Regions from separate parts of the Homo sapiens genome. Here region 1 is linked to region 2. The links are chromatin loops, found by intact Hi-C in ENCODE. Cell type or tissue: MCF 10A. All regions are shown on one strand. Links, peaks and the distances in the headings refer to the core of each region. The heading gives the core; the rest is flanking DNA. Region 1 overlaps ABHD5 (abhydrolase domain containing 5, lysophosphatidic acid acyltransferase). Region 2 overlaps LOC124909489 (a long non-coding RNA gene).

Region 1 (4,394 bases), core at 289-4,288, 370 kb before region 2:
TGTGGATGGATTGCAAAGTACCTTCTGTGCAGGTCCAGGAAAATATAGACTTATCCTGTAGGTAATGGGCAACCCTTCAGACATTTTAAGGAAGGTAGTCATTTGAGAAAAAAGCACTTTGGAGTGGCTCAGAATCAAACTTACTTACTTACTAGCTGTATACCCTTGGACTTGGTGCTTAACATTTCTGAACTTCAGTTTTTACATCTATGAAATGGGGATAATTTGGACTGAGAATCCCCTGGATTGTGAGTGACTTAATCACTCAGCAAACATTATTGATTGAGTACCTGTTATACGTAATATCCAGATAAATTCTACAGGGAAGGGAAATATAGTAGGATGAACCTACAAAGGTAAGAAAAGCTAGATGTTGGTACACAACCCTTCCAAAACTTAGCACATTTTCCTCTCACACCTATTCTTACTCTTGTGTTGTCTGTCATTATAGTGGTAACCTAAGAGAGACGCCTGGGAATCCTTATTATAACTTCTTTATCTCCAACCAGTTATCAAATCCAACCTGTTTTCCTTTTAAATATTCTTTGACTACATCTTCTTGTCTCTATCCCTGTTGCCAAAGCCTTGGATTGGGCCCTTACCTCTCATCTGGACTCTGCAGTAGTTCACTTTTCCTCTTCTAATTCATTTCTTTTTCATCAGAAAGTTCTCATTTTAAATAATACCAGCCATGCACCGAGCCCTTGCTAACTGTCAAATGACTACTGAAGCTCTGCATTATGTCAGGTTATTACAGTAAGCTTTTGGTTTGTGACTGCCAGGCCAGGAGTTGAGGCTTACCCTCTCTTTTGTTGGCTACAAGCAAAGTATGTCAACTGCAGCCTCCCCATGCCTTTCCTCACTAGCTGCCTCAGATCTGCTTCCTTGTTCTTTGTTGTGCTGTCTTCTGATGGATGCTTTGGTCGTTCTGTTCATCTACTGTTTGCTGAAACCCAAAGCTTTTTTGTACTTCTATTAACAGTTAACCAGTTCACCCTAAGGAGATTGTACGCAGACCAGCCTCCCACATTTGTGTTAGGGGTATGTTACTACTCATATGAGATTTGAAGCCTTCTTTTTCCCCAAAAAATGGTCGATCTCAGATTTTAATAAGGTGCCCCTTTTCTCAACCCCCATAGAGGTACCTTTTATATTCACTGTGAAACTGTCATTCAAATGAATCTACTCCTGGTCTTTAACTTTTTTTGCACTTCTACCCCAATAAGAGGCTGTCTTGCAGTGGGGAGGAATGCATTTTTTGTGTTTTCTTGTTCTTCCCATTTTATCCTCTTTTTGCTTATTTGGAATCTGACTATCCATGAATAAGATGGACTTTGAGATCTACTTGTAAGTACACAGGCTGAAGTTGAATATCTGTATCCCAGTACTTACCACCATGCTTTGTGCATGTTAGGTCACTTTTGTCACACATAGCTTTACCATCACACAGGTAGTAAATTTCCTGTGCTGCCTTTCTTCTGTGCATGTGACAATTGGTAGTTGAGAAGAGCATGAACTCACCTATTTGTTATTTTGTTTTTGGTGCTCTAGGTCAGGATGGCTAACTGGTTGGCTCCCCACATGGTGCCCTACGTCTATATCACACCTTAAAGAAGCTGAAGAGAAGATGTTAAAATGTAAGGCTTTCTTCTTGTAAGTTAAATGAGCTGTGTACTAAGATAGGTCCAATATATCTCATTGCCCTGAAACTGGAGGTAAGATTCTGTGGTGTGTTCATTGTTGGCAAAATAACTTTTTTCCTTTTCCTTGTCATTAGAAAGTACAGAAATGAATGTCGGGGGCTGGCAGGTAGGAGTTCTAAAACTTTTTGGTCTTGGGCCCCTGTTATACTCTTAAATTAGTAAGGACCCCAAGGAGATTTGTTTATGGGCTTATTATCAATATTTATCATTTCTAATACAATTAGAAATTAAAATTGAATAATCAAAAATGTTAATTTATTAATTTCTTTAAAAATAATAGTAAACCCATTACAGATTAAAATAAATAAAATTTGTACCAAAAAAAGAAAAAAAATACTTTCCAAACATTGTTTACATGTTTACAAATGTCTTTAATGTCTAGCTTGACATAAGGTTGCTGCTTCTGCTTTCAGTCTGATGGGTAATCACATATGTGACTTCTGGAAGACTACTTTATACCTATTAGAGAATGAGAGTGAAAAATAGAAAGTCTTAGTATTATGATGAAAATAGTTTTGACTTCCTGGATCTCCTCGAAGAGTCTCAGGGACACCCCCCCTGACTCTGCTTGAGACTATGCTTTGAGAACAGATTCTAGGTGTTTCAGAGCAAGCAGCCTTGTATAGTGGAAGTACTAGACTGGACCCAGGTAACTTGGTCTAGGCCCAGATCTGCCACTAGGTGGTTACAAGATCTTGGACAAGTCACTTTGCTCAGCTTCTCATTTCTTATAAAATGAAGGGGTAGGATTCTTATAAAATGAATGGGTCCATAGAATTCCTTCTAGTTCTAGCATTCTAGGATTCTATATTTATAGTGGTGTGGAAGCCCCTTTTTTTTCCTTCTTATGAGCACTAAAATTTACCCAAACTTGTACCATCAGGGCATTCCAAGGTATCTGTGGGTGTAGTTCTAAGTAGTGGTACTTATTGTGCAATTTTGTTCTGCTGATTCTACTTAAAGGAGTGGATTAGGTAGTACCATTCATATTCATGTGTTATTTTTGTATGTAGGTGCAGATGTTTGTACATGCCTGTTTTTCATTCTCTTTACCACTAATGAATTTGTTTGTGCATTTGAATGATTCAGGAGTAAGTGACCATAACTGGATATATCCTTAGGAAGGGATAATTAGCCATCTTTCATGAATTTTTTTTTTTTTTTGAGATGGAGCCTTGCTCTGTTACCCAAGCTGGAGTGCAGTGGCACAATCTCAGCTCACTGCAACCTCTGCCTCCTGGGTTCAAGCAATTCTCCTGCCTCAGCCTCCCAAGTAGCTGGGATTACAGGCACCTGCCACCATACCCAGCTAATTTTTGTATTTTTAGTAGAGATGGGGTTTCGCCATGTTGACCAGGCTAGTCTTGAACTCCTGACCTCAGGTGATCCACCTGCCTCGGCCTCCCAAAGTGCTGGGATTACAGGCATGAGCTACCACGCCCAGTTATTACATGGATTTTTAACATGATAATGAACTTCTATTCCATATACTTGGGTAAACTTGCTCTCTACAAAACTAAGAAAGATGTCATTGTGATTTACCAAAATAAAAAAATTCTTATCAGGAGGTAAAAAAGGGGTGCTAGATTCTCAATTCATGCATTTAACAGACATAATGATTCCCTTCCTTTTGGTTCTAGGGATGCAAATAGGAATGTGAATTGGTCTCTGCTTTAGTGTCAGACATGAAAGTAAGCTACGGTGGAGTGAGTTCTCTAATAGTTATACAGATGGTTTTTATGGGAATACACAGACGTATGTGTTCAAAATGCTGAAGTGGTTTGGCTTGGCACTTAAGCCAAAGCAGCCCCTTTTCTAAACTAGTGGTATTTCCCCCAACTTGAGGGCTTGTGCTCCATTAATATTCTGAATGAATGTTAGGTTTCTTCTTTGCTGCCACTATGTGGATACAAAACATGATATTATTTCTTTGGTTAAAAGGCAGAAACTCCTGTTTCTTCAGTGTCTTGTTTACTGTATATGAATATGCATAAATAATTAAGGGGTATATCAAAAATGCAGCTGTTCAGTTGATAGTTAAATATAAATGATTTCAAATTTAATTTCATTTTTAGGCAATTTTTGGGAGTGTTTAAAGTATTTAGTTCCACAACATTAAAGGTAAAAAAGAGTTTTGGTCTATAAAATTGTGACTATTTGCTTTTTCTAGGAGATTACTAGAGTTGGACCCAAGTTACCTGGTGTGTCATGCTGAGGAGTTCCTACAATACTTTGTCAACCTTTTTTTGAAATGACTTAAGGTTTCACTTACATGTTTAACATAGATACCAGTAATCCTTCCCTAAATTCATGACTACTTTTTAAGGAAAAATGATGCCTTTAAGCCTGACTTCAACTCAAAGTTAACCAAAGAATACCACCTTGAAATTGTAGAACACCTGACAGTATTCTACAAATTCTCTGCAAAGCTAGAGACCTTAAAATAATGGGTTCGGTAACCACTAAGTTCCTTTTCACTTCTAGGAGTATAATACCCTCATTTGACAGATGTGGAAAGAAGTTAGAAGGTAATATGACTTGCCAAAGACCTTGATCACAGGTTACTTGAGGTTTGTCTGAGGTAGGTCTTCCCCTTTAGGTGTAAAACATGGTCATTTAGGATTATTTACTTCAATAAAATGTGTACTTTTTAAAAATAGCTGACAATACAAGCTAAAATCATGAGATTGG
Region 2 (4,394 bases), core at 257-4,256:
GGGGCTGGGGGATGGGGGGATGCATTGTCATGGCTGCCAACGAAGAGGAACGAGAGAAAGAGGAGTAGAAGGATTCGTAGAAAGATGGATGGAGGGATGGATAAGTGTAGGGGAGGCAATCTTAGTTTCCTCATCTTAGTTTCTGCAACTGGATCCCTGTAAATTAAACTGGCAAATGACAGTTTCACAACTTATTCAAAAAATAAAGACATTTATTAACATATGTATTGTTGGTGTACACATGGGTGCACCCAGTGATGAGTAACCAGAGGGATGGTCAGAACTTGGGTTTATAAAACATCTTAGGCTAAAGGAAAAGGGGCTTATGGATTCTGGGCTGGGAACACTAGACTAAAGAGGGAAGGTAAGAATAAGCCTTTAATTACTTGAATGCCCAGCAGCAGTGGTAAGGACCCTATACATGAGCATATAAAGTAACTCCTCTCCCTTACCAGGAAGAGGAAGACATCTTTTACAAATGGAAACTTTCCTTGTGAGTGTAAATTTACTTTACAGAAGAAAACCTTGTGCCCTGTTTTTGGAGCTTTGCCTGCGTCGGCTGTTTCTCAATGGCCTTTAGCTCAAAATCATCCATGTGCCAAAGAAACATATTTTGGGGTGGCATATTCTGCTGCCCTTCAGATGGAAGGAAGGATGATCTTGTATCCATAGTCCAACTTCTAGTTGAGCTTTTGCTCTTCCTCCTCCCCGTAGCAATATAGAGAATCAGTGTAAGATTTGGCTTCTTTTTAAAAAAAAATTCAACAACAATTTGCCAAGTCCCTGTTGTATCTCTGGTACACACTCCTCCCCTCAAGGAGTTCATGACTAAAAAGGAAAAGTAAGAATAACCCTTCAATTACTTGAATGCCCAGCCACAGTGGTAAGGACCCTATATAAGGGCATATAAAGTAAACTAGAAGTCCCAAGGAAGGTGTCATGACTGCCAGCTGGGAGCTGACCTTGCAGGATGAGGAGGAACTGAGGATACAGATAGCCCTGCATGGAGATGCCTGCCCATCCCTGTGGGAAACTGCAAATGGTTCCTTTTGGTTTGTGTATAGTTTACTTCGAAGTGGGGGTGGGGTGTGGAGCTGGCAGAAATAAACTGGAAAATGTAGGTCAGGACCTTATTATGAACATCCCTAAATACCAGTCTAAGAAACATGGACTTTTTTCTGTTGAATGTGGAGTAATTGTATACATACTTTGGAACACTGTGCTGCAATTAGCATATGTACCAACATGAATCGACTTCTGAGACCTGTGGTTTAATGAAAAATGTGAGTTGCAAAAAATATGCCCAGTATAATATCATCAGCGAAAAAATACTCTACAAAACAGTTCTATGTGTTTGCGTGTTTTCTGTGGGTCTGAAAGGACCCACACCAGACTGCTAACAGCAGTTACCTTTGGGGCGAAAAGAAAGAACTAGGGTTTGGGAGTGAGGAGTATTGAAGGGGGATGTCAGCATTTTTGGAAATCTTTTAGTTTTATTTTAACAAGGAAATGTTATCTTGCCATTAAACTGTAATTTTAAAATTCAAAAGATAATGGAGTCATTGGCTTAATTCCTGTTCTAAAATTTTCAATTAGAGCTTGCACATTCTGAGAATTGGGAAGATAGTCTCAAACCAAACAAAATCCAGGGATTAAAAAAAAAAGTCCCCACCTCCCCGACTCAGAGCCTGCAGAGAGAAGGAACTCTTTGGACTGCTTTTCTCCCAGGCCTGAATGGCCTTATTTGTTTCGTTCATTGATAATCAGTTTCAGGTGATGAGGGATGCTCTTGACCCACGTTGACCTTGCAGCAGCATTCTGCATTCCTGCCCATGACTGGATTCCACCCTGTGGCGGTGGCTGGCTCCGGGCAGCGGTGGTGAGTATGTTTTTCTCTTTCCTGGCACCAGGATCATTTTCTTGGAGAGTCTCTGTGGACGTTGGCAAATAGTTTTGGCCTTCTTCCAAGAGATTGGGTTTATACCAGTCTAAATGAGGCAGGCATTTAATCAGTCACCCAGGGAACAGGCTTGAGGCCCTCTGGTGTCTTCTTTATAATTAATTTTTAACATTTGTTTTCAGTATAAAATTTGGGCCTTTATCCTCTTTGAAATAAAAACATAGCATGCATATTAGACTGTATTGGCACTAAACTTCACACACCATTCTTTTATTCCCTTCCAACTATTAACTCCTATTAAGCAAGACAGAGGGATAATAAGATCCCCCTGCACTCCCCCGCCTTGCTGGCTTGTGTGATGCTTCATCCTCTGTAATTGCCTTCGGTGGCCAGGCTCTTTCCTATCATTAGTGTGCTTCAGAGGCTCCTTGTCAGGGCCCCGGCCACCTCCCAAGCTGCCATGCACCCCTTTTGCCATGCAGCCCTTTAATGCTACGGCCTTTCCCCAGCCCAACCACTGGGAGGCCCTGGTCCACTAAAGTTCTTGTTAACAAGACACAGGGGGTATTTCTGGATTTTTAACCCTGGAACTTACACTGGAACTGCTGCAGATGATTTCCTGTTTGTTCATTTGATTGACCTGCTCTTACGTCCTGAGAGCCCAGGCCTGGGTCAAAGGAACCCGAAACATCACAGTGGTTCTCGAACCTAGATCTATATAAACAACACTGAGAATGCTGACTAGAAGCGCAGATTCTGAGGCTTCTCCTCAGACCTACTGAGTTGGAATCTTTAGGACAAATGGAAAATTAACTGGCAACTTTTTGTTAAGCTGTGTAATTATTTGCAAGTCACTAAGTAAAGTGATCATTTTTCACTTTCTTTCAGAGAAGTTTCAGCACAAACTTATCTTTAACCTTCAATACCCTGGACTTTTTCTTAGGGCTGCTATGTACCCTTTGTGCAAATTAGAAACAGGAACCCTTCTTTCTGGACAGCAGCAGGCCACACAGAAGGCAAGACTAGGCCTGTGGGGCTCAGGATGCATTTCAGCCCCATTTACCTCCTTGGCCAGGAGTCTTTGTGCAGTTAACAACCTACACGGTTGCACATGGCAACCCTGCTTACTCTGTGCTCTGATGAACAAAATAGCTACCCTTGAGTACCTACATGTGTAAGCACAGGGTCAGCTTTTTCTTACGTAGTTATTATCTGTAACACCAACAGCAACTCTTAAGGATTTATGTTGAGAAAACTGAGGCTCAGAAAATTTGAAAATTTCCCTAAGATAACACAGTCAGAAAGAAGCAGAAGATTAAGACCCATACCAGGCTCTGATGTGGCAAGCAGTTGGCTGGATAGGAAATTATTTACAGTCAGTGCCTTACTTCTTCAACAAGACCATGGATAATTCCTTGTCCTCCTTCCCTCTGAGAAAACCATTAACTCCGGAGCCTACGAGAAGGTCCCTCAGGCCAAGAGTTAGCTGCCTGTCTTTGCTGCTGAGTGAGCAGAAGCCTCAGGCCTCCTGATGATGAATGAGTAAGTGTTTAGGAAGCACCAGGAGACCCGGGTGAAGGGCATGTGACATGGTAAAGCCTTAATGATTGTGTGTTTATTATTAGCAAAAGTTTCACTTTTTCCAGCCAGCCACCATGATTAAAAGTCCAGTTTCTCTTTTCATTTTGTGTAAGAATGTGAGCAAAGGGCTGAAAGTCAGAGAAGGATCATGAAATTGGAGTCAGTAAGGACTCCTTACTAAAGTTGTCCTGTCCTCTGGATTATCAGCTGTTTTCTGGAGTAAGGAGCTGCCCTGAGCAGAGCGCCAAATTGGCTGCCGATGAGGTTCGTGCTAGTTGCCACTTCTTCTCGGCACCTGTACCATCAGCCATGGCTGCGTTAGGAACCCGCTGGAACTCAGTGGCTTCCACAGCACTCAAGTGTTATCCCAGGGCTGCAGGGCAGCTAGGGCTCAGCTGGCCCAGGGTTGGGTGGGTCAGCTGAGTGGGTCTGCTTCTCATGGCTCTCATTCCCCATGGACTGGCAGGGTAGCAAGACAAGCTCTGCTCATAACAGCGGCAGAAGAGCATGAAGGCAAGTGAAAGCACTTGAGGTCCCTTAAGACCTAGGCCCCAGACTGGTACACCATCCATCTGCTGAACTCTATTGGCCAAAGCAAGTTCCGTGGCCAACCTAACGATGGAGCACAGAAGTAGGGTCCTCTCCCCTCTTTAGCAGGAGGAAGTGCAAAGGCACGTGGCAGAAGACAGAGATGAGGGTAAGAATTAGGGCCAGCAGTTCCCCCAGCACAGCCCCTCAACCTCCGAGGCTCGTTTGGTGGAAGCTTCCCCTCCTTGCAGGCAGCTGGAGAGCCTGGGGCCCCGTCCTCTGTACGCTGTCCTTATCAGTATTTTTCACAGGGCACAGAATTCAACCACCAGGTTGCTCACATTTTCAGAGAAAATCTGTCCCACATCAAATGTTTCTCATTCAA

What was found. Hi-C counts contacts between places; a loop is a spot of excess contacts. Peaks named below come from ENCODE experiments on the same cell type or tissue, not always from the same donor. Only the 100,000 strongest peaks of a DNase experiment are listed, where the experiment ranks them.
Region 1: it touches region 2 in a loop (6-fold over the local background); 1 of 110 quality-filtered maps calls a loop at or near these places.

The regions. Positions count from the first base shown.
Region 1 is chr3:43,697,725-43,702,118 of GRCh38, forward strand. It overlaps ABHD5 (abhydrolase domain containing 5, lysophosphatidic acid acyltransferase), which reads left to right. Exons shown (of 7, transcript NM_016006.6): 2 at 1,552-1,637. Among named protein-coding and RNA genes, the nearest start is that of ABHD5, 9.0 kb to the left of the region's middle. In MCF 10A, for the core only: a CTCF peak has its summit at 2,434 (motif pointing right); no DNase peak of the experiment used is centred there.
Region 2 is chr3:44,063,591-44,067,984 of GRCh38, forward strand. The region is part of intron 2 of LOC124909489 (a long non-coding RNA gene); the gene reads left to right. Among named protein-coding and RNA genes, the nearest start is that of MIR138-1, 48 kb to the right of the region's middle. In MCF 10A, for the core only: no CTCF peak of the experiment used is centred there; a DNase peak (open chromatin) is centred at 1,931.